Linked DNA regions of Mus musculus: region 1 is linked to region 2. A link is a loop called in an ENCODE intact Hi-C map of the cell type or tissue named here. Cell type or tissue: left cerebral cortex. All regions are shown on one strand. Links, peaks and the distances in the headings refer to the core of each region. The heading gives the core; the rest is flanking DNA.

The links. Peaks named below come from ENCODE experiments on the same cell type or tissue, not always from the same donor. Only the 100,000 strongest peaks of a DNase experiment are listed, where the experiment ranks them.
Region 1: a loop joins it to region 2, with 2.1 times the contacts of the local background. A loop is called at or near these places in 1 of 42 quality-filtered maps.

What each region holds. Positions count from the first base shown.
Region 1 is chr14:27,587,355-27,592,675 of GRCm38, forward strand. No RefSeq gene overlaps it. Among named protein-coding and RNA genes, the nearest start is that of Erc2, 32 kb to the right of the region's middle. In left cerebral cortex, for the core only: a CTCF peak has its summit at 2,467 (motif pointing right); DNase peaks (open chromatin) are centred at 2,451, 3,637 and 5,034.
Region 2 is chr14:27,667,727-27,673,047 of GRCm38, forward strand. The region is part of intron 2 of Erc2 (ELKS/RAB6-interacting/CAST family member 2); the gene reads left to right. Among named protein-coding and RNA genes, the nearest start is that of Erc2, 48 kb to the left of the region's middle. In left cerebral cortex, for the core only: no CTCF peak of the experiment used is centred there; DNase peaks (open chromatin) are centred at 618, 2,249, 4,583 and 5,192; H3K27ac peaks cover 1,080 bases.

The DNA.
Region 1 (5,321 bases), core at 90-5,089, 81 kb before region 2:
TGAGTTTAAATATATATATATATATATATTAAATGTCCTTGGAACAGGAGAAAAGGTAATCTTCCTAGATCTGTAATCAGATGACTTTAATAGCTCTTCTGGTTAATTGGATGAGTCTGGATTGCCTTTGGTATACTAAAGACCCAAGGTGCAATAAAAAGAGACAACAATTTGAGTTCTCAGATAATTTCATTCCTGGGAAGTAGCCTTAGATGCTTCCATGGTTACATGCAAAGCAAACACAAGTACCTATTTAGCCAACACTCTGGTTTAGTTACAGATTCTTCTTGATTATGACTTAAATCTTGACTTACATAAGACTATTTGAATTCCAGCTGGGTATACTTGGAAGCTATTATTTTAGGAAAAATTTCAGCATATCAGACATTTTACTAATTAAAAAAGGCTTCCATGTTGAGTAGGCTCAAAGGATGTTTTCCTGTACCAGTGATGGTAAATGAATTTCATCTCACATTTGTTTGTTGTTTGACTATTGGAACCAGAATCTTTCTATGTATCTAGCCTGGCCTAGAACTTGAGACCATTCTGCCTCAAATCCTATTCCCTGAGGGCCGGGATTACAGGTAGACCCCATCAGATCTAGCTCCATTGTCAATTTCAGTTGACTGGCTTGCCTGGTACATTGAGGTGGAGCTTGAGGCTGAGCCTGAACTCTGTGGAGAAGGGTACAACCATGATAAACCACCAATGCCAGCTTGGTTGATAGAAGCAGGTAGAGGCCACACACTCTTGATAGTTTCTACCCCTGATTCCTAAACTGTAAGGTAACATGGGAAGTGCCTCTTTTCTGGGCAAGACTAAATGCTGCCAAGGCTTCCCAAGCAGGAGCAGTCTGTAGTTCCATTAAATCCATCCTGAGCGGTGGATTCGCATCCTCTGCGAATCTGTCTGGCAAATGGCTGAAAAGAAATTGTTGAGGAGTCTGGCTCCTTGCTAGAAAGAGAATATATCCTGAAGTCCATGAAGTCACTGCCAAGTTTGTAATTCCAAAAAGAAGATGAAGCAGCCTGACAGAGTAGCTGTGGCTGTATCTCAAGGCCTCATGCACATGCAAGGCTGCAGGTTCAATCCCCAGGATAAGAAGATAGAAAACTTGGTGGGGTAAATGGCTCAGGGGTTGGTACTAAAACAAACCCAAACAAGAACCAAACTAATCATGGTTTAACAATCTGTTGTCAGTCATCTCTCTCTCCCTAGGACTTTTTCCTTATATGAAATCTAAGATACAGATACTAATACCAATTAGTTTGTTGATAACATATTTATAACAAAGACTTGCCTATGTGCAAATCAGTGATAGATATTTTCCTTTTTTCTTTTTTCTTTTCTTTCTTTCTTTTTCTTTTTTTTTTTTTTTTTTTTTTTTTTTTTTTTTTTTTTGGTTTTTCAAGACAGGGTTTCTCTGTATAGCCCTGGCTGTCCTAGAACTCACTCTGTAGACCAGGCTGGCCTTGAAATCAGAAATCTGCCTGCCTCTGCCTCCTGAGTGCTGGGATTAAAGGCATGCGCCACCATGTCCGGTGATAGACATTTTTCTGCAAGAGTGCAAACTACTGAGTTTCTCTGAACATTTTCCTTTAAATTTATGCTTCAAATATGCTTTTGGGAACTTCAGTTCTGGAAGGTGGTGTCAGCTCTAACTGACTTTAAGATTACTTAAATAATGTGACATATTTCCCCTGCAATATTAGTTGACATTTTTATCTGGCAATCCTATGTGAGACGTAGTTAGGACATTAACTCATTTTCACCCTTCGGACCTGATGGAAGCTTTCTGTTGGTGCTCGCATTGCCAAGTTCAAACCTCTGTCACTACTCCTTAACAGTCACAGTAAGACAAGAACATACAAGGATATTGTATCAGAAAATACACAGAGTCTGAGTTCAGGGAAAGAGGGTGTGGGGTGTGGTCTCAGCATGCTCACAGAAGACTCCTATAACTTTGTGATGATCTAAGGGAAAAAACATCTTCAGTTGGAAGGTGTTTGCTGTTGTTTTTAAATCTTGCATGTTCTTGCCAGAGAGAAAGAGAGAGAGAGAGAGAGAGAGAGAGAGAGAGAGAGAAAGAAGAAGAAGAAGGAGGAGGAGGAGGAGGAAGAGGAGGAGGAGGAGGAGGAGGAGGAGGAGGAGGAGGAGGAAGAGGAGGAGGAGGAGGAGGAGGAGGAGGAGGAGGAGGAGGAGGAGAAAGAGAAAGAGGAGAGGAAAAAGAGAGGAGAGGAGAAAGAAGAGAGGAGAGGAGAAAGAGAGGAGAAAGAGGAGAGAGGAGAGGAGAGGAGAGGAGAGGAGAGGAGAGGAGAGGAGAGGAGAGGAGAGGAGAGGAGAGGAGAGGAGAGGAGAGGAGAGGAGAGGAGAGGAGAGGAGAGGAGAGGAGAGGAGAGGAGAGGAGAGGAGAAGGTAGGTGCAGTGCCTCTAGGGCCAGCAGAGGGCATCAGATCCCCTGGAACTGGAGTTACAGCTGGCCCTGAGCTGCTCAGTGTGTGTGCCTGGGATTGAATTTAGGTCTGGAAGAGTAACACTCACTCTTAACTAGTGGGCTATTTCTCCAGTCCACTATTGGTTGGAAGTTTTAAGAATCTATCTATCTATCTATCTATCTATCTATCTATCTATCTATCTATCTATCTATCTATCTATCCATCATCTACCTACCTACCTACCTACCTATCATGTATTTGGTTTATAAGTATGGGGCACCATATCCAGCGTGTAGAAGTTAGAAGACAACTTTCAGGAGTCAGCTGTCACCTTCCACCATGTGAGATCCAGAAATGGAATTCAGGTGTTCAAACTTGGTGGCAAGAGTCTTTACTGCTGACTTAAACAAAAACCAAAACGCCCTCTGAAGTTATAGGCAGTTGTGGGCTGCTATGTGGGTGCTGAGACTGAACCTGGGATCTCTGAAAGTGTTCTTAACTGCTGAGTCATCTCTTCAGCCAAAGATGTTGCTTTTAAAATCTAATTTATGAACAACAACAACAACAAAAAATCCAACTTGTGCTTCAACTTTATACTCCAGAGGACACATAGCAAGGGGAACCAGGCAAACACCGTTGATTGAACAGAACTGTTTTCTAGGTCCCTTTAGAATTTCCAAGATGGAACTTCATGTAGGAAAAGATTCTTATCAAAATGGTCTGTCCCCAAAGGGACTTCACTGTGTTTATTTTAATGTAGGTAAGTAATCTATGTCTGGATCCACACGGGAGAAGTCAGGTAGCAGGTATAGCTTAAGCATAAAGAAGATATTTAAACATAAAGAACCCTCTAGTTGGGTCAAAGGAAATAAGAATTTTTAGTTTAAAAAACTCATTTGGAGGGGCAGGGAAGATACCTACCTACTGTGTAAGCATGGAGGTTGAGTTCATAGCTCCAGCACATGTTGGAAAAACAAGCTGAGCGTAGCAGCTGGCATCTGTATCTCTAGTATGGGGTAGAAGCAGGTGCTCTGTCCACCCCCGACAGACCTGCGGATCCACATCTGCACAACCGAGGACACATACATATACACTATGCACACATGCACACTTGGAACACATACATACACACTATGAATCGTCTATATTGTGAACTCTCTGCTGTGGGTGTTAGGAACCAAACTTGGGTCCTTTGCAAGAACATTCTGTGCTCTTCACCAGCAAAGAACATCTTTTCATCCCTACATCAACTTGCTTTGTTTTCGGTGCTAGGAGTTTAGGGCCTTTTGAATACTAGCATATACTCTACCATTTAGTCACACACCCCTAGCAATAAACTGTGGCTTGTTCTGTTCACTATGAATCATCACTGTGCAGTCTGACCTGACTTCAAATTCACAATGTAGCACAGGCTGGCCACAAACCTGAGATCTTCCTGCCCTGCCTCCTGAGCACTGGATACAGGGGTATACTATACATCCCAGTGTTAAACAGTGACTTCTGGTTTAGCTTCCATGTCCCAGGCTTCCCAGGGTACCTTGTTGATCACCACATTCTGTTTAGACTTTCCAAACCTCCTGATGACGTCAAGGCCAATGATGTCATTGGCTCCTAATTCCTATTAAATTCTCCCTTCTTCCACTGTCATTCTGACCCCCCTCCTTTCTCTTATGACATATTAGGCTTATTTTCACCTTCTAGGAGTGCTTTCTTGCAGGTTGGGGTGTGTTGTAGTTCTTTTCTGCTTTTCTTGATTTATTTATTTTTATGTGTTTAGGAGTTTTTGCCTGCATTTATACCTGTGTACCATGTGTATGCTTGGTGCCCATGGAGGCAAGAAGAGGGCATCAGATTCCCTGGCACTGGAGTTACAGATTGTTGTGAGCCATCCTCTGGATACTTGTTGCGCCCACCGCGGCCGGCAAGGAAGACACAACACTGTCGGATTCTTCTCAACAGCCTTTATTGCAGGAACACCTCGATGCTGCTGCGGGGACCCCGGGCACCCAGGGAGGTCTGCTTATATACTCTCAGCACAGGAGAAGGCTCCGTGGCCCCCTGGGATTGGTCAATCTGCTGGCACCTAATTTGCGTGCACCCGCTTGGGAGGGGTTGGTGCCAGACTCGGCTTACACCTGCGCTGATGTTGTTTATGACAATGGCACACCTGAAACTACTTGGGCTTCTCACTGTTATATACTCTCAGCCCCCATCCACTCATGGCAGGCCATGTCACCTCACCAGGCACGCAGCTTCAGCCAATCAGGGCGGCAGGGGCATGTCTCCACCAAATATGGACTTGTTTACACCGCCAGCATCATGGTGCACCTGCGCAGCTCTAACGATGGTCGTGGCTTATTTTCAGGTGTATGAGGAAGTCAGGTGCAAGTCATAAGACTTAGCTGCAGTCCCGGGCGCCATCTTGGGACTGCTGCCACACCTGCTCTTCACAGATGCTGAGATGGTTCTACCCAGGTTCTCCCGGCAGCAGCGCCCTTAACTGCCTGCCACCCTCCCCCATTTCTTCCTGTTTCCTGGTTTCTTTGTCCTCAATCAAGTTCTTTTCATTTGGAAGTCTAGCCACTAAGTGAATGAGTCAGACAAATGTGGGCGAGGTGCTGACACTTCTCCACAGGCTCTGTGAGACATGGGCAAACAGTTCAGCGTCTCCAAGATTTGTCTCCTTAGTACTATGCAGCCAGATTGAGAGGATGACCTTCCATTTTGTATATTCCACTTAGCACCTAAGAGTATATGTTATTTCACGATCTCAACACTATTCTTTGTATACTTGTTTTAACTGTCCAAAACAGAACCAAGTTATTAAAAAGGAGGCTTAAGGCTGGAGACATGGCTCAGTCAGTAAAGTCCTGGTCTTGAAAGCTC
Region 2 (5,321 bases), core at 234-5,233:
CTGGAATGAGTCTGAACTTGGATCTGATACTGGCCATGGTGTGCTAATATGACTGCAAATGACTTCTGCTCCCGGGACCTCCGTTTCACCTGCTGTGGCATCTAGCTTAATAGAATTATCTCAGAAGACAAAATTCATTGAACTCCTCCTTAACTCTTTACTGTTCAAAAGTTGTCAAGAATGTTGGAGAGATGGCTTGAGTAGGTAAAGTGCTTGCATAAGGACCCTAGAATCCACATAAAAAAGCTGGGTGTGGGGTAGAAACCCCAACACTAGAGAAGCAAGTGGATCCCTGGGGCTCCCTGGCCAGCTGGCCTACCCTTCTGGGCAGTGGGAGAACTTGTCTAAAAAAATAAGGTCATTGTTCTCTTGGCTTCCACATGCCCCCCCCCCGTCCCCCCCCCCCACACCATTTGTGGAAGTAATTAAAAGTGTTCTCAGAGCACCTGAAAGTCAGTGCTGTTATAATATGACTTACATGTGCGGTTTTGATGGGGCACAGGGCTGAGATGTGACAGGTGAGGCAGAGAAGCAGATAGACAGAGAGGCTGGCGGGGCAGGGATCCTGGTACTCCCGTGGGTGCACTGGTGGGTGCATTCCAGTGCTGCTGAGGAAGCAGTCCACAGGCTTGCCCTGTGCTGACTAAGCACTGCCACTGCCTTGCTTGCTGGAGAGAGGAGCCACCAGCGTTTCCCTCAGGAGAAACTTTACAAGTAAAGGCTAATTTTACTTTCGCTGTTGATGGCATTTCTCAGCTATTCTAATTAGCCTCCTAATAGAAATGCTACAGAAATATATTCCATGCTCCCGAGAGAGCAGAGAGGGGAAAAGGTTGTTTTTAAGTAACCCAGAATAGGTTTTACCTGTGGATTCCAGACCCGCATGGTCCCTTCTCATGACTTTATGAAAGGGCAGACACCCTTGGCTTAGATTAAATGCCTGTCTCTACTTCATTGTCAACTTATAGACTCTGTGAGACACTCCCCAACTGCAAATAAATGATTTTAACAAGGCAAATGACAGTTGTATTAATGGGTTAAATGCTGTCTCTCCCTTTTTTCTAAGGAGTATTTTGTTAATTTATGGATCATATTTTGCTTTCTCCTTCAGTATTTAATTATGTATCCATATGTCCATCCCTCCTACTGTTCCTCCCTCCTTCCCTTCCTCCCTCTATCCATCCATCGCCTATCCATCCCTTCATTAAAATACCAATTCTGAATATAACATTTGCTTAGTAAATAGCTATTAAATGAAATACAAAACTGTGCACACCGCTAATGCCTTTTAAATTTCATTAGACTATGAGGCCTAGATCTAAAAGGTTAATACCATGCAAAAAGTCAAGGTTTAGGGTTTTCCTTTATTCCTTTTTAAGAGAAGATTGTTTTATTTTTAATTTATGAGTATGAGTGTTTTGCCTGCATGTATGTATATATGTGTTCCTGGTCCCTGTGGAAGCCAGAAAGGGCCTTTGAGTCCCTGAAAGTAGACTTATAGATTGTTGTGGGCTGCCATGTGTGTACTAGGAACTGAACCCTGGTCTTCTATAAGATCAGTCAGTGCTCGTGACCACTGAGTCATCTCTCTAACAGCCTGATTTTCTTGAATATGGACAAGAGATTATTGTTTTGAGTCTAGTAGGTGGGACCTCCCTTAGGTAGGACATAATCTCTCTGGGTTCCTGTAGTTCATCCCTTGGTTGACATACATAGTTTTAGATTTAAGGTGAAATAAGAACATTTCTGAATCCAAGAGTTGGTAAGATATAGACTGTGTTAGAATCATGGCTTGCATCAGGACAGACCACACCAGGCCAAAGCAGTTCCATGTGGCAGAGGTTTATTGTGGGGGAAAAGAGCAAAGGTGGCCACCAAGAAGGGGTGGGAGAGAGGTCAGAGGAGTCTGCCTTTTATTTGGATAGTGACATAGCCGCTCGCAGGTAGCAGTGGGAGGTGGGAGGTGAGCCAAGTGGATTCTGGGAATTCGTATAGGATGCCACAGCTGCAGATGTTCGGATCTCTGTCACTGAGGTGTGCTGTCACTGGGTTCAGAGCTGATCCTGATACCAACCTAGATAATGATGTGCTCGCACAGTCTGGAGTAAGAACCCTGACTCCACACGTATGTGTGTGCAATAGCAGCTTAAGGACTCTTTGGTCTCACAGAGTTTAGGAGCCACTCATGCAGGTCTGAAGAATGGGATCAGAGATGAGTAAGGCATACCAGGTATTGGTTAATTCTAAGAAGCTGAGACATGATCCTGGCGGGTGGTTCCTGGCTGGTGCCTGGCTGGGAGTGAGAAGGATAAAAGGCTGGAGAGCCAAGGGAGAGATAGCTCATATTAAGAATTCAGTGTAGACAAAGGTGCCACCTTCTTATGCTAAGAAGGCAGATGCCTTCTGTGCAGAGCTTGCTTTGCAAGAGGGAAGTTAACTGCCTTTGTTTTACTGATGACTGGAATCTGTACAGCTGTTTGTGACTCTTGAACTTCCTAGCAAAGCACAGGCAGATACAGCTGCAATGAGCTCAGCATCCCGGGCCTGCCTCTTCTAAGGACATTGCTCATTTCAATGGTACTTAGCTTCATCCCAGCGGCTGCTTCCAGTTTCATGTTGGGTACATGTGACCATGCAATGTTTGCACGTGTGTGTGTCTACTTATCTCTGTATGTGTTTAAGCTCAATGTTACGACTTGAGCAGGCTAACCACTATAAGTGACAGTTAATTGTCTTGGAGGAAGGATTTCCCAAGGCAGTTCCTTGCCATTCTCAAGTCTGAATCCCATTTAGAAGAAGTCTGTTAGAAATGTCTCTGCAGTGGAAGGTGCTTGCTTACTTTATAAGGAGCATTATTCTTTGACCACAGTGTAGTTTATTGTACACATTTCCATCAGAAAGTAATCTAAGGCCGGGTGTGGTGGTGCATGCCTTTAATCCCAGCACTTGGGAGGCAAAGGCAGGTGGATTTCTGAGTTTGAGGCCAGCCTGGTCTACAAAGTGAGTTCCAGGACAACCAAGGCTACACAGAGAAACCCTGTCTCAAAAAAACAAAAAAACAAAAAAACAAAAAAAAGAAGAAGAATCTGTTTGTTAGGGGTTTACATAGGTTGTTGGTGACTGAATTCTATTGTTCCCTTCTCCCCTCCTCAGTGCCTGTGCAGGAGAATATACAGTTAAAGAGGTCAAAGGGCAGATGGGATCTGACTGTGTTGATGTATGTGTTGATGTACACTTATGCCTGCCTCTACGCAAGATTCTTCAGTTGGGTGTGAGAACTTGCTTCCACATCTACCCTGATCCCACGGTGGTAATATCTGTTCTGTTGGAAACCCTGTAGTCTCCACACTCAGAGAGAACTTGGGGATAAAGAGGGATGGTGGCTTTGGTGTCTTACCATACTGATCCCAGAAATGTGTGGGTAGAGGAGGGTTGGTAGGGCCCTGTCCTCTGAGGCTAGAAAGTGGGGTGATAGGTGTGCTTCCTGGGGAAGCACTGTTGCTACTGGAATGAAGGAAGATGGAATCTTGGATCTGGCTTGTCCTGTTGGGGCTCCATGCAAAAGGATGGGGGCGTAGAGAACAGTTGTGAGCTACCTGCACCATGACGATCTTATCCTGCATATCCTGATAAATGTCTCTGTATTTGGGAAGGAATACTAGATACTCCTTTCGGGGCAGCAACAAGGAGTGATTAAGGGGGACAAGGGGTTGACTAGAGCCTCACAAGAAACTAAGAAATGGGACCTGTCATTCATTCTACAGCTAAGCCCTACTAACATGTCTGTCACTTTTTCCTAAGCCTGGCCAGGGTCCTGACTTCATAGCATTATTTCTTAATAGCTAAATAGGTATTTGAATAGAATAATAGTAAGACCTAACACTTATTGATAACTTGCTACATGCCAGCCATATATATTGACTCATTTGTTACTTGTGATAGCATCACTAGATAGGTGTGGTTTTTGTTCCCTCTTGATGAAAAAACTGAAGGGGCCATATAGGTCGCTGGGAAATGGTAGACTGCTGAGGAAATACTAGGAGTTGAGGCCTTGTCAAAGGAAGTGTGTCACTAGTGAGAGACTTTAAAAGCCCATCACATTCCCAATTAGCTCTCTGTCTGACTCATAGTTGTCGTATCCACAGGTTACGTTCCAGCCCCATTTCTCTCTTTCTGCCATGGTGGTCATGGACTCTAACCCTCTGGAACCTTGAGCTCCCATGATTTCTGTCTTGAGTTGCCTCGGTCATGGTATTTTGTCACACCAATGGAAAAGTAACTAAGACAACATGAAAGGGAAAGAGGAGTTGGGTGCCCAAGACATGTTCTACAGGCCTTTTAGAAATCAGAGTTGCTCCTTTAGCCACACACATACAGATCTATAGGAAGGGTAATACTGAAGACCTCAAGGGAAAGGCACTGCTTGAAAAGGAATGTCCATGAATGTTACCATGGTGAAACTGGAAGAATGTTACCCAGTGTGCTGTTGGCATTGTTATAAACAAGCAAGTCGAGGGCAGAGAGCCTTGCCAAGAGAATCAGTGTGTGTATTGAGCATAGTAAGCACTCAGAGCTGAGATAGCTTCTTAAAATGCCTGAAGGAAAATGTACTTGATCTTGGCCAGATGGCTGGGAAGAAATCCTGAAGGAAGATGATCAGAAAAAGAAGGAAGCCAAAGAGAAAGACTTTAAGGTTCAATTGTAGTGCTGCCTGCTCTACAACTCTGAGAAGCTGTGTGCAGGATCCTGTAACCTGTCCCTTAGGAAATCATGCCATAAGAGATGTAAACACCCAACAGCTGACAGTAAGAACTCTCTCCAAACAACCCATCCCCAAGCTCTGGTAGAAAGCCCTGGGTCCATAAAGTTGATGAACATTACTGGGCTCCAATCTTCTCCTTTGTAAAAATGGACCAAAAGTGATATTATAGGGTTACCAAGTGAGCTATTGTGTTAGTGCTTAGAACAAGGCTGTGTGCTGGCTGTGGTCTCCAGCCCTTCTATTTGGAAGTCAAGTGTATGTCTATGATTTTAATAGAGAAGGGAGTTTTGAAGAGACATGTTTGAAACATGGCAAGAAACAGCCCACAAGAAGACTATTTTTTTCTATCCTATTTTAAATTAGGATGTCCAAATGTGTCTGAGATGTGAGGATTATACCTTCCAGCGTGCCGAAACAATTTTTGGCCATATCTTTTTAGACATGGAGCCGAGCTTTGAGCAGAGTGAGGCTGTGCTCATGTTGGAGGAGGCAGACAAGCAGATGGAAGGTGGTGGAGGGAGCCGCCCGATGTGCGTGTGGAGGAGGCGTTAATATTTCA